Linked DNA regions of Homo sapiens: region 1 is linked to region 2. The links are chromatin loops, found by intact Hi-C in ENCODE. Cell type or tissue: CD4-positive, alpha-beta T cell. All regions are shown on one strand. Each heading gives the region's core, and the rest is flanking DNA. Links, peaks and the distances in the headings are about the cores only.

Region 1 (11,590 bases), core at 2,111-10,110, 220 kb after region 2:
GCGTGTTTGACTAGAAAGCCAGGTAAGAACCGTCAGTGGGAACAAAACACCTGACCCTGGAGGGTTCAATGAGTCACTCTGGATGTCACTAATCATGGGCTTGGAATTACAAAAGGTGGATGGTCCAGTCACCTTTCTTGTCTCAGAAAGACACTGCCAAGAATCAGGAGTGGGGGGCAGAATCGAAGACAGATTTAGGAATAAGGGGAATCCCAGGAAGGGAAAAGAAACTCTCCTGCCTCAGTTCTAGAGTGCAGGCTGAAGCCTCCTCCTTCTATGTGGGTTTCTCCCTATAGCTTTGGATGGAATGAACTGGGGTGGGGAAGTGAAGGGAAGGGAGATGTCCAGGCTGACAAGGGTCCCAACTTTAGCAAGACAATAATCTCCCCCAGCTCTTCCAGGGACCACTGCTAAAGAATGGGGACTCATGTCATCCTCACTGTAGAGATGTTAATACTCCATCTCTAGTGAAAGCTTTCTTTCCCTTTGCATGAGTGAGACATTAGCAGGGCTGTCTGGAGGCACATTTTACTCTATAGCAAGCTTGTTCAACATGTGGCCCAGGACAGCTCAGCTTTGAATGCAGCCCAACACAAATTCATAAACTTTCTTAAAACATTTTGAGTTTTTGTGATTTTGTTGTTGTTATTTTTGTTCATCAGCTATCATTAGTGTTAGTGTATTTTATGCGAGGTCCAAGACAATTCTTCTTCCAACGTAGCCCCAGGGAAGCAAAAAAATTGGACAACCCTATTCTATAGCTAAGGATTCTAAAGTTTCAGAGTCCTTCCCTGCACAGACCTCACCCAAAGCATGGGAGGAGCCCCAGCAATGTGTTAACATGATTGTAGGTTTTTGTAAAGTTTGAAAAAATATACTTAAATGGTAATTGGTTAAGACTGAGTTCTCCTAGATGATGAGTTGACGGGGGCAGCAAACCACCATGGCCCATGTATACCTATGTAACAAACCTGGACGTTCTCCACATGTAGCCCAGAACTTAAAGTAAAATTTAAAAAAAAAGAGAAATTTTTGAATCTTAATTTTTATTCTGCAATTATGGATGTAGAAGTCAGTAGAAAAACCCAGTATATTAATAATTTCACATTTCTTGACTGCAACCTCAAACTTAATTGAGCTAAAGTTTACTGTATTTTTTCCTCCTCTGGTTGCTTTCACACTTTTAAAGATAGTAACAAAATTATTCTTCTGAGACATTTCCGGTAAGATGGATATCTTTACTATTGGATTGTTTAACAAACAATTAAGCCTAGAAGTTATTTGAGTACATAAAGGTGCAAGAATGATACAATGGAATTTGGGGACTGGGGTTGGGGGAAAGAGTAGGAGGGGAGTGAGGGATAAAAGACTACACATTGGGCTGGGCACAGTGGCTCATGCCTGTAATCCCAGCACTTTGGGAGGCCGAGGTGGGCGGATCACCTGAGGTCAGGAGTTCAAGACCAGCCTGGCCAACATGGTGAAACCGCGTCTCCACTAAAAATACAAAATTAGCTGGGCGTGGTGGCGCACGCCTGTAATCCCAACTACTCGGGAGGCTGAGGCAGGAGAATCGCTTGAACCCAGGAGGCGGAGGTTGCAATGAGTTGAGATGGAGCCATTGCACTACAGCCTGGGCGACAAGAGTGAAACTCCATCTAAAAAAAAAAAAAAAAAAAAAAAGACTACACATTGCTTGCAGTGTACACTGCTTAGGTGATGGGTGCACCAGAATCTCAGAAATCACCACTAAAGAACTTATCCATGTAACCAAACACCACCTGTTCCCCAAAACCTATTGAAATACAAAAATTTTAAAAGGCAAACAAAAAAAAAAAAAACAAGAAAAAGATGACCTCCCCAGGCTCAGGTGATCCTCCCACTTCAGCCTCCCAAGTAGCTGGGACTACAGGCACACCACCACACCTGGCTAATTTGTTGTACTTTTTTGTGGCCCAGGTTGGTCTCAAACTCCTGAGCTCAAGCAATCTGCCCACCTTGGCCTCCCAAAGTGTTGGGATTACAGGCATGAGCCACTGTGCCGAGCAGGAATACATTTAGTGTGGGTTTAGTAGGTATACTTAAGTGCTTTACAGTTACTTCTGTGAATAAAGTATCCCCATGTAGTTATAATGTTATGAACTGAACTATATCCCTCCAAAAATTCATGTTAAAGTCTTAACCCCTAGTACTTCAGAATGTAACCGTGTTTGGAGATAAGATCTTTAAAGAGGTAACTGTGTTAAAATGAGGTCTTTAGGATCTGGGCGCAGTGGCTCACACCTGTAATCCCAGCACTATGGGAGGCCAAGGCGGGAGGATCACTTGAGCCCAGGAGCTTGAGACCAGCCTGAGCAACACAGTGAGACCCCGTCCCCCATCTCTACAGAAAATAAAAAATTAGCCCAGTGTGATGATGTGTGCCTGTAGTCCCAGCTACTTGGGAGACTGAGGTGGGAGGATTGCTTGAGCCCAGGAGACTGAGGCTTCAGTGAAACGTGATCGCACCACTGTTCTCCAGTCTGAGTGACAGAGCGAGACCCCATCTCGAAATAAAATAATGAGGTCTATAGGGTGGATTCTAATACAGTGTCACTGGTGTCCTTATGAGAGGAAATTTGGACACAGGTGTGTATGTGCACACAGAGGAAAGAGCATGTGAAGGCACAGGGAGAAGATAGCCGTTTAGAAGCCAAGGAGAGACCTCAGAAAAAAGCAACTCTCCTAACACCTTGATCTTGAGCATCTAGCTTTCAGAACTGAGAAAATAAATTTGTTGTTCAAGTCACCCAACCTGTGCTATTTTGCTATGGCAACCCTAGTAAACTAATATGCATAGCTTCCAGAAATAATGTCACCAATTCAAATAGTATATGACATTAGTTATTACAAATTTGAAACACTACAAGTTTGACAAAAATCCTAAAAATCTGTGACATTATCACTACAAGGTGTGAAGATAACATTTTTGTAAACTATCAAGAATTTTAAAAATGTGGCCTGGTGCATGGCTCATGTCTGTAAACCCAGCACTTGGGAGACTGAGGCAGGAGGATCGCCTGGGCAACACAGCAAGATCCTGTCTCTCTCTCTCAAAAAAAAAAAAAAAAAATTGGGAGGCCAAGGCGGGCAGATCACGAGGTCAGGAGATCAAGACCATCCTGGCTAACACGGTGAAACTCTGTCTCCACTAAAAATACCAAAAAATTAGCCGGGCATGGTGGTGGGCGCCTGTAGTCCCAGCTACTCAGGAGGCTGAGGCAGGAGAATGTCGTGAACCTGAGAGGTGGAGCTTGCAGTGAAATGAGATTGCACTACTGCACTCCAGCCTGGGCCACAGTGCGAGACTCTGTCTCAAAAACAAACAAACAAACAAACAAAAAAGGCCAAGGGCAGTGGCTCATTCCTGTAATCCCAGCACTTTGGGAGGCCGAGGCAGGCAGACTGATTGAGTTCAGGAGTTTGAGACCAGCCCGGGCAACATGGCAAAATCCCATCTCCTCAGAAAAAAAAAAAAATTAGCTGTGGTAGTGCATGCTTGCGGTCCCAGCTACTTGGGAGGCTGAGGTGGGAGACTCACTTGGGCCCAGGAGGTTGAGGCTATAGTGAGCTGTGATTTCGTCACTGCACTCCAGCCTGGGTGACACAGTGAGAATCTGGCTCAAAATAAAATAAAATAAATAAAATAAATAAAAAAATAAAAAAATTAAAAAAGGGGGGGGGCCGGAATTTTTGAAATATGATAAATCTTTCTGGAAGACTGAATTACTTTTCTCTTTAGGAAAACATAATCATCATATGAAAAGGCTATCAAAGAGCAGGCAGCTTAAAAAACGTAGAGCAATATATAGGTTTGTCGGGTAGACAATTTTTGACAGCTTTTAAAAAAATTATTCGTTGACAGCTTTTCTCATTCTAAAACAAATATTCACTTTCCCCCCCAATCTTGTATTTATTTGTCTTAAAGGGGGCTCCAAAAGTTGCACACTTCAGGCACCCAAAAACCTGGATCTACCCCTGGGACTAACCAAATGGATATGGAGAGTTTCTGTGCCGTCTGGGGAAATCATACTCCAATACCCTGTGCTGTGTCTCCTAAGAAATATCAGAGCTGGAGAGCTGATTAGTAAGAACTGCAATGATTGAGGATTTCGGATAGACTTGGGATAGCAAAAGCTGCACTGAAGGTTAGTGGAGAAAAGAGTTTAGACACACCTAACCTCAAGTTAAAATGTGAGAAATCTGCAGTGAGGTTGGGGCCACAGAGACCCTGGACAATAAGCCATGGAGAGAACCCACTTACCTCTCCTGGGGTGTCTGCTCCTCATGCTGATTCTGCTCTTCAGCATATCTTGTTTCACTTACAACACTTAGTGAAGAGTAAATTCTCTGTGCCGACATCACAACTTGGCCATTATGATGTAATGAGGAGGCATCTGTTATTCTCAGGGTAGGGCTTCCCTATTAGGAACATTCTAATTACTTTGAGGGTAATTGGATTGTTTCATTATTCAGGTGATGTAGAAGTCAATCCTGTTAGAACTTAATCTTTTTCAAGGACTCCCTCCTTTTATAATGTATCACTCCATTCTGAATTAGGCAGACGTCTTTGCTTTTCCTTTCCATATTTCTCCTCCGTTGCCTTAGGGGGTTGCCTTTGATAAGGGCTTTGCTCTTTCATCCAGCACTTAAGGAGCAGAATGTAGGCCGGCACAGTGGCTCACACCTGTAATCCCAACCCTTTGGGAGGCCGAGGTGGGCGGATCGCGTGGTCAAGAGATAGAGACCATCCTGGCCAACATGGTGAAACCCCGTCTCTACTAAAAATACAAAAATTAGCTGGGCGTGGTGGCGCACGCCTGTAGTCCCAGCTACTCGGGAGGCTGAGGCAGGGGAATCGCTTGAAGCTGGGAGACAGAGGTTGCAGTGAGCCGAGACTGCGTCACTGCACTCTGGCCTAGCGACAGAGTGAGACTCTGTCTCAAAAAAAAAAAAAGAAGAAGAAGAAGCAGAATGTAACTCAGATGGTCTTCTTAAGGAAGGATTTCCCCACCCAAGGAGAAACGCAGGGCTTTTCCCAAGCTCTTCCCTTTAACTGTTGGTTAAAGCAGTTGGTGCTGGGTTCCAGAGAAGAGCTGGGCCCTGGTAAATTTCCCACTACCCAAAATGATGATAGGATCCTGTTGGGAGTGTCTTACATCAGGACTGCCTAAGTCCTCCAAAACTCCTTCCCCTCAGCATTTGCATAGCCAGAGGGGACTCCAGCAGAATGAGAATAGGACTTTTAGGAAATAAGGTAGTTCTCTAACCAGGACCATCTCTAGCTCCCTGAGCTCTAGCCGAAGAAGGGGAGTAAGTAAGGAGGTCTCTCTCACAGTCTCACACAAAGCAGATTGCTCACAAATTGACTGAAGGTAAAGCACCCAGGAAGCAACTGCCTACAAAAGCTGCTCCGGCTGGGCGAGGTGGCTCACGCGTGTAATTCCAGCACTTCAGGAGGCCAAGGCGGGCGGATCACTTGGGGCCTGGAGTTCGACACCAGCCTGCCCAACATGGCAAAACCTCGACTATTAAAAAAATACAAAAACTGGGGGCCAGGGGCATGGCTCACGCCTGTAATCTCAGCACTTTGGGAGGCTGAGGCGGGTGGATCATCTGAGGTCAGGAGTTCGAAACCAGCCTGGCCAACATGGTGAAACCCTGTCTCCACTAAAAATATAAAAATTAGCCGGGCGTGGTGGCACGCCCCTGTAATCCCAGCTACTCCGGAGGCTGAGGCAGGAGAATCACTTGAACCCGGGAGGCAGAGGTTGCAGCCAGACGAGATCTCGCCATTGCACTCCAGCCTGGGTGACAGCATGACTCTCAGGAAAAACAAAAAACAAAAAACTACACACACACACCCCTCCCCCCACCAAAAAAAAAAAAAACTGCTCACAAGAGTGCGCCCTCTACTGGAGGGCGAAGAAACCTCGTCATTACAGGCCTGGTACTGTGGCACTCCGTGAAATTAGCCATTATCAGACATCTACTGAACTGATTCGCAAACTTCCCTTCCAGCATCTGGTGTGAGAAATTGCTCAGGACTTTAAAACAGATCTGCCGTTGCAGAGTGCAGCTTAGTGGTGCTTTGCAGGAGGCAAGCAAAGCCTATCTGGTTGGCTTTTTGAAGACACCAACCTGTGTGCTGTCCATGCCAAACGTGTAACACCTATGTCAAAAGACATCCAGCTAGCACGCCGCATGCGTGAAGAATGTGCTTAAGAATCCATTATGATGGGGGAAACTTCATTCTTAAAAAAAAAAAGTCTCTGCTTCCTGTCATTGGTAGTTCTGAATGTTAGATATTTTTTCCCCATGGGGTCAAAAGGTACCTAAGTATACGATTGTGAGCAGAAAAATAGGAGACAGAAGTCAGGTGTTGTCAGTTTTCAATTTTCATTTGTGTGTGAATTTTTAATGTAAATGTAGGTGGGGAAGTAAAGCATTAATGCAAGTCAAAATGTTTCAGTGAACATTTCAGTGGTTCAACTTTATAATAATTTAAGCAAACTTATTAAATTTTTCTGGACACACACACACAAAAAACAAGGTGACCAAGAAATTGAGTCAAGGAGGGAATCTTGCCTCTGAGTCTCTTGCTGCCCTTAGCCCAAAACACACAATACTTCTGAATATCTTATGACATACTTTCTTTTCATATTTCAACTTTATTTAAAATATGAGGTTTTATGTCCAGAAGGGAGGGCAGTTGCCCATGGAAGGTGAAGTGAGGCACAATACTATTGGGTTGCGGGCCAAGTACACAGGGTTGCACTGTGAAGGAACTGAGGAGGTTCTGGGAGGGCCTGGTGACAACAATGGATTTGGGGAGATCCACAAAGGAAATTTTCATTTCCTCCCCAGGTTAGCTATTCAGTGGGTGGATTATTCAGTCTTTTTAGCAAGGTCACTGCTCCTTAGCAACATCAACAAAAGTGCCAAAGCTGAGGACACAGAGAATACCATCATTGTCTTTTGTTTCTCTTTATGCCTGGATGGGGAAAGGAATGGAAACTAATAGCAGAAAATGAAACATTTCTGATGTTATCCCTTGCCATGAAGAATCACGGGCTTGTGTAGAGACCTCTTTCTTTTCTTTTTTTTTTTGAGGGTCTCACTGTCACCAAGCTGGAGTGCAGTGGTGCGATCATAGCTCAGTAACCTCCAACTCCTGGGCTCAAGCGATCCTCCTGTCTCAGCTTCCTGAGTAGCTGGGAATACAGATGTGTGCCACCATGCCCAGCTAATTTTAAAAGTTTTTGTAGAGACAGGGTCCCACTATGTTGCTCAGACTGGTCTCGAACTCCTGGGCTCAAGCAATGCTCCTGCCTCAGCCTCCCAAAGTGTTGCGATTACAGGTATGAACCACCACACCGAGCAGAGACCTGTTTCCTAGCCTGGGAATGGGTGATCAGGAGGCCTGAGTTTAAGTCCCATCTTGAGCTGCACTAACAAATTCTATGACCCTGCTAGAGTCATTTCTCACCTCTGGACCTGTGTTCTCATCTGTAAAGGAGCCAGGAACCAATGACGTCGGAAGAGAAGCCTTTTCATGTCTGATTCTATGACCTGCAAACTGCAAAGATCCCAGCAGGCTCCAGAAAAACACGGCAGTTAGAAACAAGGGAATGTGGGTGTTAGGTGGAAAACTGAGGAGCTAGGGCTCATGATGAAATGTTTTTCTACATTCACAAAGAAAAACAAACAAACAAAAAACAGGACGGAGGCTATGGGACAGGGAGGTGTAGGAAGACACCTGCAGTCTGGATGAGAGGAATGGGCAACAGTGTCCCTGCTGGGTTGCCTCAGGGACCCAAGCCTATGACCCAGGTAGTGTTTTCTCTCACGGCACTTCCCAGTCCACAGCTGACATGTTATATTCCAAATTGCTCCTGTTCATATAGTCATGAGCCATCAGAGGAGTTTCCACTACAATGCCTAATGCGTAACACATTAATAGGGTGGCTGAAGATTCCGCTAAACTCCTAGTGTTCCCCGTGTCAGATTAGACTGCACCCGCTGGGAGAAAGCAGTGGATGCAGCTCTGTCCATGCACACTCAGCTTTGCTTACTGAGGGTGTGAGAAATACAGATGGAAGTTTTGGAAGAGCAGTGCAAGACGGAAAGGGCATACTGCCTAATCTTGGTTGGTTTGCAGATGGTGGGGTTTGTGGTAGTGCCGGATCAACTCAACCCAAGGTGAGGAAAAGCCAGGGGGTTGGGAAAATCTCAGTGCTGAAGTCCTGGGAGAGGAGTACACACCAAAGCCATCAGGGCAAGGAATCTCTCCAGAGAGCCGCGAAAGCACCAGGCACTCAGAAGCCACTCAAGAAATATTAGTTTCCTCCCTATTTTACAAGGCTTGGTAGCACTGATAGTTTTGTGTCAGGTTCCAAGGAGACACCCACTATTTGTGTGCCTAAGAAGTAGCTCAGCCAGACCCAGCCTTGAGGCAGTGGGGCAACTAACAGCTTACCGAAGCCCTGGGGCAGCTTGATATGGGAATAATCAAGACCAAAATGTTGTTCTATAAAGCTGAGATTGGGGAGAGTGAGCCAGGGTACTTCTGAGAAAGAGGTCAGGGAACAGGATTATCATTAGCATTCTGCCCACAGAGTTGGCACTTACCCAGTAACATCGGGATTCCTAGAAAAGGCCCAAGCACAGACCCTCTAGCAGGTGTCCTAGTCACGGACCCAACCTAGTGGCGACATTAGGGGGTTTGCCTGTTCAAGGCCAGTGGGGGAAGAGGGAGGGAGGTGGCACACCAACAGGTGTGGAGCGCTGGCTAGGGCCAGGAGAGAATTCCAATGTATGGAAAGGCTAGAGTGTAAGTGGGAAGGTGAGGGGGGTCCTGTGCTGATCCTGCATAGATGGGACACTGACACAGGAGACAGCAGCAAACTCCTTCGAGTCACAGATGAAGCTCGGGGGCCCCCTGTCTTCTCCAAGCCAGTCCAGGAGATTGGCAGGATGGGAAGGCAGAGCACAGTCAGAAACTATGATCATTTCCTAATAAGAGATTATAGCAAGGTTTTAAATTTTGTTTTTAAAGAGGAAAAAAAATATAACATCATGGTTACACAGAGGCTCTGGAGATTCCCTGGGTTCACAATCCTACTTCTGCCATTTACTAGCTGTGCGATCTTGAACAAATTTCTGAGCTTCTCTGAGCCTGTTTCCTCATCTCTAAAACAGAGATAATGACAATGTTCTACTTACAGGGTTGTTTTGGGCATGCATGCAAACAAAACAGATTTTATGATCGAGTCATAGTTCTGGAAAGGAAGAAAAACCCAGATTTGCGCACACAAGTGTTAAGTAAATGTGAGCCCTCACTATTGTTCATACAACATGGCAGTGACACACATACATTAGACAAGAGATTATTACACACTGAGCCTCCACCCAGTCTCCCTATTATCCTCCCATGGGCTCCTAATTGATGACTAAACAGTGCATTGCTGGGTGGCTTCCAGTAGTTTCTTTCTTCACTTTGCTGCAACTTTGAACTGAAGGTGATCCACATGGTACATGACATTCTTCCTGTTTTCTTCACAAGACAAGGATGATGTTTAAATGGGCATTTGTTTGCGGAATGACTTGGAGAGTTCCTCTCTTTCAGCCATCTTTTCTCAAAGACTAAGGCTGTGGACAGGATGGGCATGGTAACAAGCCAACAAGCCTCATACTCTATTCTTTTTTTTTATTTTTTGAGACGGAGTCTCACTCTGTCACCCAGGCTGGAGTGCAGTGGTGCAATCTCAGCTCACTGCAACCTCTGTCTCCCCGTTAAAGTGATTCTCCTGCCTCAGCCTCATGAGTAGCTGGGACTACAGGCATGAATCACCATGCCCGGCTAATTTTTGTATTTTTAGTAGAGACAGGGTTTCAGTATGTTGGCCAGGCTAGTCTTGAACTCCTGACCTCAAATGATCCACCTAACTCAGCCTCCCAAAGTGCTGGGATTACAGGAATGAACTACCGCCCCTGCCCCCACACTCTATTCTGAATGCATGTATGGGCACATGTGCATGCCTGTCCCCTTTCACTCAGTGATAAGGAAGAAGGGGAACCAGAAATTTCTGTTTGAGAAATTAGTAACAGAAATGGGTGTGGGGAGCTGGTTACCTGGGAGATCCTTGTTCATTTGTAACATCAGGAACTGCTTCTTTTCCTCCTTCTCTCTTCTAGAAGACTGTCAAGGAGCCCGAGTGAGGGAAGCAGACCAACCATGGTCTTGGAGAAAAGAAAATAGGGTTTCCATCCCTTCTGGAGGGAGAAGGAATAGCAGAGATGAACATGAATGAAGAAGGAAACAAATGGAAATAAACAAAATGAAGGTAAATACCCTATATGTTAAAAGAAAAAAATACCCTATATGTTAAAAGAAAAAAGAAAAGAGAAGGAAGAGACACAAGGAAAGAAAGAGAGAAGCAAAGAGGTTAGGAATAGGGTAAGAGAAAAGGAAAAACAGCAACCAGCAGAGGAATCACTCCCCTGTTAAGGTTAACCAGGAGGAGAGGCTTATATAAGGCATGAATGTGAGTGGGTATGAGAGTCCAGCTTTCCCACTGCACTTGCTCTGGTTATGGAGCAGACTGCCATCTTCTGGTGCCATTTACTATTCAAGTTGCTTTGGTGTTTTTTTGTTTTTGTTTTTTTTTTTTTTTTTTTTTTACAACCAAGTGGATTGATTGAAATGCTTTGATTCTTCATTTGAAATGTTTCTATTCCATATACCCATTATCTTTTATCCTCACAAAAGCCCTTAACATTGTTTCCTTTAATCTTTGGGGTTCTTAAGCATCATTTCCACCAACAGAGATGTACCTACCCACAGTTGTCTCAGAGCATGGAGGCTGAAAGTCTGTGAGGACAAGAGTGAAATGGAGCAGAGGATAGGCTGTGGTTTGGAAGCGGCTCTGGAATACGCTGGGGGTGGCGGTGGGGCTGAAGGTTGGTTATGGGATGCTTCCTGGGCTCCGGAACATCTGTGCCAAAAACTGGAGGACCCATCCTCGGCTCCAGCCAGACGCTTGGGGTGCTATGTATTCTGAACCATAGCACTAGGTTGGAAAATTTGGCTCCTAATCTATACTCTGCCATGTACAGATCACAAAATATCATACAAGGAGCCTTAAAAGGTCATCTAACCTAAATCCAGTTTCCCAAGGAGAACACTGGGGCACAAAGAAGTGAGAGGTAACTCGCCCAAAGTTATATAGCTAGTCAGGGACTTCCTCTTCGGAGACAAAGGAAATCAGAATAGTGATTCTTCTGATTCACCGTCCCTCGACAAACAGTCCACAAAGTGCTTGGAGGTTATTAAAAGGCACCCCAGAAAAGTAAGGCTGGCATTTTCCTGGAAGCCCCTGAGTGTACAACCCCTGAGGCTCAGTATTTGGCTATAAAAACAGGTCTGGAGTTGCTTTGGCCTCCGTTTTAATCCCTAAAGCTGCCTGGAGGCTGGAGCTCTGATAGCTACCTGTCATCACTCCCCAGCCAGTCCGCGGACACCGCAGCCAGGAACTGTCAGAGGTGACAA
Region 2 (11,590 bases), core at 2,223-10,222:
TGCTGGCTCCAGAGGCCTGGCCTTCTTTTCTCAAGTTACAGCAGCTACAGAGGCTTAACCCCCCAGGGCTGGAGTGCTCCCTCCTGGTCTTCCCAGGGGGCAGGGGAGGGGGCTGGGTGGAGGACATGTAAAGTTACAGCTGCTTGATTGGAAGATTCTAGAAAATAGAGAGAATAGAAGGCAGGCAAACAGTAGAGGTGGGAGTGAAAAAGGATTAAATAAGAACGATAAAGCCAAAGTTGAAAAGTGATTAAAGAAGGATGGTAATGAAAGCTGGATAGAGGGTGGGGCATGAGCAATGTTTTATGTGCCTACCATCCTCTATCCAGTAATCTAGGCATGGAACACTGAAACCAGACCAACCAGTCAGATGCTGCAGGTAGGGAGGTGGGATGGGAATTGTCACTATCCAATCACTACAGTAACTGGCTGCTCACCCCGGCAATGACCACGTGTTACTACTCCAACATGTCCTTTTCCCAGGGATGGTGGAGGGAAGTGGATAGCAGGGAGAGTTCTTTTTTCAAATACCAGTAGAAGGGGGGCAGGGTTGGTGTCTCTGAAGAGATGACAGACAACTTTGTTTTATAGAGTCTTTAATAAGGTCACCCTGCCCCAGGGTCCACTCGGGCCAGAAAAAGAAAGGATAAACAGGGCAAGGGGACCTTGGGTAGCTGAAGCTTGAAGGCCACTTCTTGAAGCAAGGGCTCCAAGGTGAGGCTCTAAAGTAGATAAGACAGTGAAGTGAGAGTGCTGCTATATGGGGCGGGGAAGATCAGCTGGGCAGAAAGCGACTGGGAACTAAGCAGAAAATATTAATCATGGGAATCTTCACTAGACCAAAGTGGGAAACAGATGCTAATAGTTCAAAAAGTGCTCAGTAGATACTCAAAATGCTTATTTGTTGACTGCAGAGATGTTCCTTTTGTGTCCTAGTGGCAGTAGAAGTTTACACTAAGATAAACTTCTGAGAACCAAAGCTCAGTGTCTCGTGTAACATTTGAGCTTTTAAGCTAGGAATGAAATTTTCTCCCCGCTGCTTAAAATCTTACACTTACAATGCCAACTGCATGCTAAAGTGGCCATATTTATACATTACTTTAAATGTTTCCTTTCACATAGTGGTCCCTGTCTGCTCAGGGTTAAGAGTGAAGACTCTGGAGTCAGACTGGCTAGCCCCACTCTGTTAAAAGTTGTGTGATAGTAGGCAAGTTCCTGGTTCTGTATATCTGTCTTGTAATCTGCAAAGTGGGCATAGTGACAATACCTATTTCATGGAACAGTGTAGTTAAGTGTTAGCTCTTAAGAGTCTGGCTTGGAGGACACCCCAAGTGAAGGTACAGATACATGTAAAATACATGCACACTTAATAGGCCATTATCTCATCTGATGCCACCTCTGGGGCTCTGAGTTTCCTCAAAAGAGTAGACTGCTTGTTTTCTGAGGCAAAGCCATTCAGTGATTGGCATGACAGGTTTTCAGCAATGCCCTTATCACTCTGTATAATAACTGCTACTTTATCTGCCCCCCATCTCTACCCTGCATAATTCCTCAAGGGTAGGGATTGCATCTCTTGGCCCCTAGCCCAGGGCCTAACACAAAGTAATGTTCCCTAACTATTTCTGAATTAGGGTGTCATTGTGGGTACCAAGTGGACACTTACTAAATGCTTGCTAACCTAAAAGTTTTCTTATTGAAAAAAAAATTTTTTGGCTGGGCATGGTGGCTCACGCCTGTAATCCCAGCACTTTGGGAGGCTGAGGTGGGCGGATCACCAGCCTGACCAACATGGAGAAACCCTGTCTCTACTAAAAACACAAAATTGGCTGGGCGTGGTGGTGCATGCCTGTAATCCCAGCTACTCGGGAGGCTGAGGCAGGAGAATCACTTGAACCCAGGATGCAGAGGTTGTGGTGAGCCGAGATCGTGCCATTGCACTCCAGCCTGGGCAACAAGAGCAAAACTCCATCTCAAAAAAAGAAAAAAATTTTTTTAATAGAATCCCCACAAACAATGTTACACCACAGAAAATGTTACCTTCAGCCATCCTCAAATAAAATGCTCTGTTTATCCACTGTCCTAAAATACTCTCAGCTGCTAATATGCCTCTGCAGAAGTGGCTGATTTTGAGAAATTTTGTTATTGAAAATTCCTTTTTTTTTTTTTTTTTGAGACGGAGTCTCACTCTGTTGCCCAGGCTGGAGTGCAGTGGCACAATCTCAGCTCACTGCAAGCTCCGCCTCCGGGGTTCACACCATTCTCCTGCCTCAGCCTCCCGAGCAGCTGGGACTACAGGCACCCTCCATTACACCCGGCTAATTTTTTGTATTTTTAGTAGAAACGGGGTTTCACTGTGTCAGCTAGGATGGTCTCGATCTTCTGACCTTGTGATTCGCGCGTCTCGGCCTCCCAAAGTGCTGGGATCACAGGCGTGAGCCATCATGCCCGGCCGAAAATTTCTTTTTTTTAAGAATAAGAATCTTACCACGTTCTCCTTTACCCTCTTAAGACACAAGAGGCGTGTGTTTTCTATTTCCCCATGATCAATTCTGTGGGACCCAACAATTCCGAACATTTTATTTTCAGACAATAATGAGGGCCGGGCATGGTGGCTCACGCCTGTAATACCAACACTTTGGGAGGCTGAGACAGGAGGACTGCCTGAGGCCAGGAGTTTGAGACCAGCCTGGCCAACATGGTGAAACCCCATCTCTATTAAAAATAGAAAAATTAGCAGGGTGTGGCAGCCGCGTCTATAGTCCCAGATACTCAGGAGGCTGAGGCATGATAATTGCTTGAACCCAGGAGGCGGAGGTTGCAGTGAGCAGAGATCGGGCCACTGCACTCCAGCCTGGGTGACAGAGTGAGACTCTGTCTCCAAAAAAGAAAAAAGATAAAGAGGAATCCTTGAAACTGTCCCCAAAATGGACTCTATCTACTTGCAGGACTAGTACCAAAACCTTGTTAACCATGTGTCAGAGCCCAACATAGCTTAACAGTCTGTGAAACTGCACAGAATAAGCAGTGGGGATATCTACCCATAAGTAAACAGTACACAAAGAAGCCCAGAAGAAAAGGGTACAACTACTTGGAGGCTAATAATATCACATTACAACTCATATGTGAATATGAGATTCAGAGAAGCTAATGGAAAAGGAAATTCCTATAGGCATATATGCTGAAATTTTAGTTATTATAGAAAATTCACGAGGAGCTGAAAAACTGACGTGAAAATTTAATAAGAAACAGTGGGACTAGATACCCTCAGAAGCATACTGGTCCCAAGATAACCTAGAACAGTATGATTTTGGGGTATATGTCCTTAGATAATTTCTCAGTGGAGCAAACTCTATTGATGACAACAAATTCTGCTTTTTCATGCATCATTTGGGATATTGGCATTGTATGTCCCCTGGGGAATATCAATTACACCATCATATTGGCTTAAGGAACCAATACCTTCCTCCTACACAGGCAGAAGGACAAACATGCATTGTACCAAGAGCCTAAAACTGCTATTGCCTGCTAGGTCTGTGCATACAGGAAGGTTGTATCTAGAGAAATCCAGGTCTGAATTAACTACAGCTGAATGATACAGCTGCCCACACAAACAAATCCCCTCTTTTCTTTCTTCCCCTTTTTTTTTTTTTTTTTTTAAGTAAAAAGAGAATACCATTATTTTCTGCTATATGGGGACATTTTTGTTATACCCATACAAGGCAGAAGACCAGAGTTTTGAACAGCACTCAACTGAAACAGGACTGAGGACCCACAAATTCCTGCTCCAAGCAATGAAAAAGACACCTTACCTCATAAATTTAGAATTCCTCAGGCACAATCAGAATCAGAATGGATTTAACCAAACACAGCAAAAAGTCAGTCAATCTCTTCCAAATGGTGACAGGTCCTTGAAGTCTAATTTTTTTTTTTTTTAACACTTTACTGCTCTGTTTTTTAAAGTCATATGACTTCTTGTTGAGACAGACAGAAAAACCAAGGTTAGGCCATAAATGGTCTTTTCCATTTTTTTTTTTTGAGACGGAGTTTCGCTCTTGTTGCCCAGGCTGGAGTGCAATGGCGTGATCTCAGCTCACCGCACCTTCCGCCTCCCGGGTTCAGGCGATTCTCCTGTCTCAGCCTCCTGAGTAACTGGGATTACAGGTGCACACCATGCCCGGCTAATTTTGTATTTTTAGTAGAGACGGGGTTTCACCATGTTGGTCAGGCTGGTCTCGAATTCCTGACCTCAGGTGATCCACCTGCCTTGGCCTCCCAAAGTGCTGCAATTACAGGCATGAGTCACCACGCCTGGCCATGCCATAAATGGTCTTTTCCATTTAGCATTGTTGATTACGCTTTCAAAATTGGCCAGAGCTCTAGAGGGCTGCCAGACTGCACACTTAACACTCTGGAGGGGTGAGAGACCAGGAAGGGTGTTGTTAATCAGTTGTGGTAGGGCCTCCAGAAATGTATGCAACCTTCTCAAAGATTTATTTACCAGATCCAATGCCTATGGGTTTAGGCTTCTGGGCATGCTGTTTTGTTAGAATGTTGAACAACCCATGTGATAGGCAGGTAGAAGGAAAGCAGGTACGAGTGATGTGTGTGAACTGCTCCTCAGTGAAGACTGCATTTCCCTTCTATACACTACTCCACTGAAGCGGGCCTAGGCAACAATGGACAATCTAAGTATTTGCCCAAGATGCCACTTGCCTATCATCTTATTAGAATCAATGTGACTAAATTATCTCAGTCATAAAATGAAGATCAAAACCACCTTTACCTGGAGTGGGGGGACAGGAAACTCTATGACTCCAAGCTTCATGTGCCCTGGACTTGCATGGGAATGTCCAGAAAAAAAGCTGCTTCAAAACAAAATAAAATGCCTTTCTGTTGCTAGGATCTCATAAACCCACAGAATTTTAAGGCTAGCAAAGAGCTTTTCAGAAAATCACTTTCTTCCCAAGGTGCATCGGAAGCAGTTCCTCAGGCCCAATTAGTAGCAGGCTGTCAATACCCACTTCAAAACTGCCATTTCACAAAGGACATGCTTTTGTAAAATGGAATGTAAAATGTACCTCCATGGAATTGGGAGGAGGGGGGCAGGTATTATGTCTGGTTGAGGGATATGGAAGAGAAAATGTCACCCCATTTCCTCATCGATGATGTAGCTGGGGAATCCTGAATACCTTCCAGAATCCGCTGAGTTTTCACTTTATGGTCCCAGAAGAAAAACCCTTTTCCAAAGGATAGCGTACCCATTCCAGAAGGGAAAAACCAAAAAATTTCAAAGGAAGTAGAGTGAACTTTTGGCTGCCAAACAAAAAATGTTAACAGCCACAAGATGGCAGCAGAGGTAAGACTGTCAGAATCGACAAGGATTATACCCCTCAGCAAGGGTATACCCCCAGGTAAAAGCTATATAGTAAGGTCTATAAAACTATCATTAAAGTCACAGGCAAATGAGATAAATCATGTCACCTGCCCACTACCCTCCAAAAGTCAGAGTTAAAGTACAGTTTGAAGCTCTCAGAAGAGTATAAATTATTAGACAATTACATATAGGGGAAATCATACTGGTAGCATTAGTGTTAATATGGCATAAAAACAAGTATAGAATAACTTTAGGCTAACAGTCTACACAGGACATTCTACAAAGCAGTTCAGGGTTCCTGATGTCTAAAAGCTACGCAATCTTATTCCCATAAGGCTTCATTTTTTCATTTCCCAGGAGACTTTGAAGCCAGGAATTCTGGCTCATTGGCTTCTTAATTTATAATACCTATCTCAGAAGAATGAATGACATACCTATTTAATTCTAATTTAACCTGATATGAGTATTTCTCTAGGACTTAATATAAAGATTTTAAAAACTCACATTAATTGTATAAATTTTAAGTTCAATCAAATGGTCTTAAGGGCCCAGGAACAAACTTCTGACTTGAAAGGAACTTCATAATTTGCTGTACTGTATGCTGTAAGAACTAGGATATCCTAGCAGAACTAGGATAGCTTAATGACAGGTAGTAACTAGGGAACTAGGGAAAATGCACAAACTAAAAAATAGCACCCAGCTGTGCCTTTATTAAGACCCTCAATATCCTTTATTAAACTGGGTTCCTAGGTAAACATGAGTTAAAGATTAAGATGCCCGGAGTCAATTCCCTTACATGGTTTTGAGTGTGGAAGCAGAAGCTTCTATTGCCTAAATCTTAAAGGAGTTGACTATTTTGGCTGGATGATCCCAGGTGAGTTTTCCTTGTGCCCTGACGACCACTTTTCAGGTTACCTTAAAGGTGGCAGCTCCCAACATAGTAACTGAAGTCTAGCCTTTGTCCAGATAAAGCTCTGCCTTTATGTTTTAAAAGGAAACTAGGACTGCTTAGTCAAAGAACCCTAGGGAGCGAAGAACTATCGCACACTCATAGTTCCCTGTTATACCCCGGTCGAGATATATCACTTACACAGTGTGATGAATTCTTTCTGATTCTGGCAGATGAGAGGTCTGAGTCTCTGAGGTTTGGGGCTGTGTGGCAGCTGGTGGCTCTGCCTCTTCAGCTTCACACTTCTTTGGGCTCCCCTGTCAGGAGATAGCAAAAACGAACAGAGCAAAACATTTAGATCTGCTTGGTTCCTTTTCTTCTACCTGGAGCCTGAAAAAGGCAGGGCAGGACATACACAGTACCAGCTCCACACACGGCCCTCTGTATCTGTTATTTCATTTTAGAATAAGGAAAGGAACATGGCTTAAAAATAGGTACTTCAAGAATATTTATGCCAGTAATCATTTTATCAGAATTTTTAATTTTTTTCCTTTTCCTCAGTGATCCTTGTTCTGACAGAATTCTTTTTTGAGAGAACTGAGAAAAGGCTGACTTCCTTTTGGCAGATAAAAGGAGGAGTTATGAGGAAGAATTGACCCTGGGGGCCCTGGAGATAACCCTGCTGCTCAGCCTCATGTAGAACTTCTACGAACCAGGGAGCTGGAAATGAGTTAAGCAGGATTAACAGGTATCCACCACATTTCTACTGAACCTTGTCCAGACTTAACTTTTTAGTTTTATAGCAAAGACAAGAGGGAAGATCTTGCTTAATCCTCCATCTCTGTGTAGGGAGGGGTCACAATAGCCTACCCGCTCAGGCTGTAACCTCTGGGTCACATGCTTTTCAGCTGATTCAGGCTGACTCAGACGCCTTGCTTGGACAGAGGATGAGGAGGTGGAAGTCCTCTCCTTTGGCTCACAGACCTGCAGTTGTGGCACTGGTGGAGTTGCAACCTCCTGACCAGAAGAGGGATCTTTGGTTTCAGTATAGCTGGTGCTGCTGTCCCTGGAGACTCCAGGGCTCAGAGACTAAAACAAAATGAAACACATAACAAGGAAAATTATTGTATATGGTATATATTCAGTAGATTGCTGAGTTTTCCAGTTTCCATGGACCAAATTTTATACTCTGGACCTTTTTGTCTGTGTTTACTCCCATTTTGTCTGTGTTTATTCCCATTTAGTGGTCTCCTTGACCACTTATTTAACAAATTATTAAGTTTTAACTAGATGCTAGATCCTGGGACACACACGTAAAAGGGCATGCCCACATCCTCAAGAAGTTTCCATCTAGTGGAGGAGATGAGTACATAAATTCAACATTCTATCAAGGGACTCAAAATGAAAAAGAACCCCATTTCGGGAATCAGTTAATTGAAAATACGATTCTGAAATGAGGAGAAAGTAATCAGTGAAGGAGAGTAAAGGAGGCTTTTCCTATTCCTTTCAGAAATCATGACAGGCTCTCCAGGGGCTGAAATGAAAACCACTGGAATATGACAGAACATTAATACACCCGGGATTCTCTCATACTCACTTTTCTGCTGTTGCTTGATGCTGAACGAGAACGTGAACGTGACCTTGATCTGGACTCTGATGTTGATCTGGAGCCCATCTTGGGTCTACCACGAGGGTTGGCATGAGTACGTGCCTGGGCTACATCTCTCTGCTTGGATCTGAGCGGTGAATGAGACCGAGAACCTGAACTGTCAGGAGAGCGAGATCTTGATCTAGAACTGGAGGAGGAAGATGAGGAGGACCGGCTAGAGGATGAATCAGCTGACTGTTTCAATCTGTGGCTTGGGAGAAGGGTATGAGAAGCTCTTCTGCCTTCCTTCTGTTCCAAAGATGGCTGTTTCAGACATTCTTCAGTGATTCCTTTGGCCAGTGCTAATTCCTCAATTTTTAGAGGGAGGGGCTGAGCAGATCTGTCTGACTCAGGTTCAAGATCCTTCTGGGCTGAGTAGTCAGCCAGTGTGCTTTTCTGAACCAGAGGCAGGACACTCTCCTCTGGCACTTTCTCTGCTGGAGATTCTGCTTTGGTGTCTGAAGGACTTGACAAAGGAGACAGGCCTCCTACCAACTGGACAGTATGCTGAGATACTAATAGCTCCCTGGTGTCAGCATCTGTATTAGGAGGAGATAACTGAATGAGGACAGCGGGGGCTGGGCCTTCCATGGGCTCTATTTCTTCTTCGCTATGGAGCTGTGGATGAGGTGGTGGAGAAGATGCTTCCTTTGTTAGTAAAGGTGGAGGAGTCTCCTCCTCGCTGGCAGTTTGCTCTGGCAGCGCTACAAGTGAGGCCTTCTTTCGATCTTCAGTCAGTCGAGGAGGGGAAGGAGACTTCGATTTTTCCTTTAAGCCTTGTGAAGATTTTATTTCTCTTTCTTCCTCCTCAAGGGGAGATGTTGTTTTCATTTCCTTCTCCTGCTGCTGTCTGGCCAGATGACTTTTTCTAGCCTCTTCCTGGGATCTTGTAAATCTCCCTCCTCTCTCTAACACCTCCTGTTCCTGGGATCTTGTTTTGGGTCTCTCATCCATCATCTCCTCTGGTTTTACTCTAGGTATCTCTTCCCCTTCTTCCTTAAACTCTTTCAGGATTGGTGCCTCCCTAGATTTTTGTCCCTCATCATCACCTTCCTCTTCTTCATCATCTTCTTCCTCCTCCTCCTCCTCCTCTTCTTCCTCCTCTGTTTTCAAATTTCGATCTGCTCTGACCCTTAGGTTTCTGGAAGGTGTTTCTTGATCCTCTTCCTCCTCAGCAGGTTGGCTGCCCTCAGACAGTTTAGCTGCTCTTGCCTGAAAGAACAGATACACAATGGCTCCAAATGTATTTGCTCACAGTCAACAGAGGAGAGAAAGTATCTAATGAAGACACCCCTAGGAAGGAGAAATTCAATGATATATACTTTCAGCAACAGAAACAGGAGTGACAGGAGACAATCATGACTAACGTAGCCCTTAGGGGAATCAAAACAAAGTGACCAAAAGAAATATCACAATGAAGCTACTTGTATGTAGTTTAAATTTTAGCTTCAAGCACCCCCTTTTTTTTTTTTTCAGTAAAATATTAGCAGAACATCTGGAAAGTAAAAGGGTGGATAGGGGGCTGAAAGGAACTAACCTACTATCAATTAATACGATTATCTTTTTATCATTTTGGTATATTTCTTTTTGTTCTTTCCTCTAATCATTTCCTTTGTACAGTCATAATTACACTACACATAACATTTTTGTATTCTGCCCACTTAGTGTTATATAACTTTAAAGCTTTGATTGAATGGTTAATTATGTCATATCTTGTCTAATAATGTGCTTTAAGAATACAGAGCAGCCTGCTAATTTTCAAATTTAAACTTTTAAAAAATATTCACTTAGAAATCTAAAAGGCAGAGCAGATCTAAATAAAAAGACAAAACGAACAACAAAAAGATGACAAAGAGGAGAAGGAAGATAACCACAAAGAAATCTAGAGGCCAGGCAGTGGCTCATGCCTGTAATCCCAATCCTTTGGGAGGCTGAGGTGGAAGGACTGCTTAAGCCTAGGAGGTCGAGGCTGTAGTAAGCTGTGATTGTGCCACTGCACTCCAGCCTAGGCGACAGAGCCAGACTCTGTCCCAAAAAAGAAAAACAAAACCCCTAAATGTAGAGACATACAAACTCAAAACAAGTCTGAAGAAGAGAAGATATCCAAAGCATTACTGAAGAGGTAATGCTTTAGGAGGTATCTGAGTTACCTGTCTGACCCTAGATGATCGTCTTTCTCCTTTCCTTGGTTTCTCATCATCAGAGTCACCTTTCTCTTCAGAAATTGAGGAGCTTTTTCCTATTGAATGAAAAAGAATCAAGTCAGATTCATGAAGTGAAGACTCATTCATGGCTTTTTAAAAATCAGGCTTTCTAATATCCAACCAATTATAGCATATGAGCCTATCAAGACATATCTGTATCGGTTTCTTTGACTTCTACACTAAAGAAAAGACTACAAAAAGCCCTAACTAGGTCAGGGTCTTATTGGTAATTCTTGGTGTGCAAGTCTAGAATATTTTCAACACCTCGAAGCCAATTCACATGTTATAAATAACTCAAATAAATGTAAAATAATTTCCAGGGGCTTCAAACTGTCTAGCAGGGATGTACAAATATGAAGTGTACTTATTTCTACAAAGTGTTCTTACTCTGAATAAAGTTTAAGACTTCATTATGTTCTGTATCCATTTTTTTGGATTGCCTATTACTACTACTTTCTAATTTCAACCAAAATATTATGATGAAATATATGAATTTGCACAATAACAAACTCAAGAAATAAATACTTAGAGGAATGTTTTTCAGCGCCCTAAAGTTCCTGAAATTACTTCAAGCCAACTGGATGGGGTTTCAGAATTGGGTCCTGTCTATTAGGTTTTATGTATTAGAGCTCAATATTTTTTTTTTTTTTTTTTTTTTTTCTGAGATGGAGTCTCACTCTGTCACCCAGGCTGGATGCAGTGGTGCAATCTCGCCTCACTGCGACCTCTGCCCCCTGGCTTCAAACCAGTCTCATGCCTCAGCCTCCTGAGTAGCTGGGATTACAGGTGCCCACCACCATGCCTGGCTAATTTTTGTATTTTTAGTAGATATGGGGTTTCATCCTGTTGGACAGGCTGGTCTCAAACTCCTGACCTCAAGTGATCTGCCCGCCTTGGCCTCCCAAAGTGCTGGGATTACAGGCATGAGCTCACATGTTTTTCTTTTTTTTTTTTTGAGACAGAGTTTTGCTCTTGTTGCCCAGGATGGAGTGCAATGGCATGATCTAGGCTCACCACAACCTCCGCCTCCCAGGTTCAAGCGATTCTCCTGCTTCAGCCTACCGGGCAGCTGGGACTGCAGGCGCACGCCACCATACCTGGCTAATTTCGGTATTTTTTACAGAGGCGGGGTTTCATCATGTTGCCTAGGCTGGTTCGAACTCCTGGGCTCAAGCAATCCCCCCGCCTTGGCCTCCCAAAGTGCTGGAATTACAGGCGTGAGTCACCGCACCCGGACTAGGTGAGATTTTTTTTTTTTTTAAGGAAAAAAAAAGTTCTATTAAAAAGCTTGGAAACCACCAATCTAGGTTATCCTGAACAATAAATCCATGTAAAACGGAAAGAAAGTTTCACTCAAATTCCATGAAGGAAGGTAACTGGGTAAATCACTTAAGTAATTTGGGTCTCAATATCTTTCTTTTTAGACAGTGTTTTACTCTGTCACCCAGGCTGGAGTGCAGTGGCATGATCATGGC

What was found. Hi-C counts contacts between places; a loop is a spot of excess contacts. Peaks named below come from ENCODE experiments on the same cell type or tissue, not always from the same donor. Only the 100,000 strongest peaks of a DNase experiment are listed, where the experiment ranks them.
Region 1: it touches region 2 in a loop (2.9-fold over the local background); 8 of 110 quality-filtered maps call a loop at or near these places.

The regions. Positions count from the first base shown.
Region 1 is chr14:23,289,228-23,300,817 of GRCh38, forward strand. It overlaps PPP1R3E (protein phosphatase 1 regulatory subunit 3E), which reads right to left. Exons shown (of 5, transcript NM_001276318.2): 3 at 11,531-11,590; 4 at 10,174-10,314; 5 at 6,425-9,690. It also overlaps the pseudogene H3P37. Among named protein-coding and RNA genes, the nearest start is that of PPP1R3E, 7.8 kb to the right of the region's middle. RefSeq lists an enhancer at 4,354-5,218 and a silencer at 5,870-6,182. In CD4-positive, alpha-beta T cell, for the core only: CTCF peaks have their summits at 5,964 (motif pointing left) and 6,164; a DNase peak (open chromatin) is centred at 5,944.
Region 2 is chr14:23,071,687-23,083,276 of GRCh38, forward strand. It overlaps ACIN1 (apoptotic chromatin condensation inducer 1), which reads right to left. Exons shown (of 19, transcript NM_001386863.1): 5 at 10,062-10,150; 6 at 7,861-9,123; 7 at 7,134-7,352; 8 at 6,465-6,580. It overlaps LOC124903288 (a long non-coding RNA gene), which reads left to right and starts at 6,580. Exons shown (of 2, transcript XR_007064077.1): 1 at 6,580-7,011; 2 at 7,774-10,528. RefSeq lists an enhancer at 6,706-7,905. In CD4-positive, alpha-beta T cell, for the core only: CTCF peaks have their summits at 5,360 (motif pointing right) and 5,564; DNase peaks (open chromatin) are centred at 5,345 and 7,205.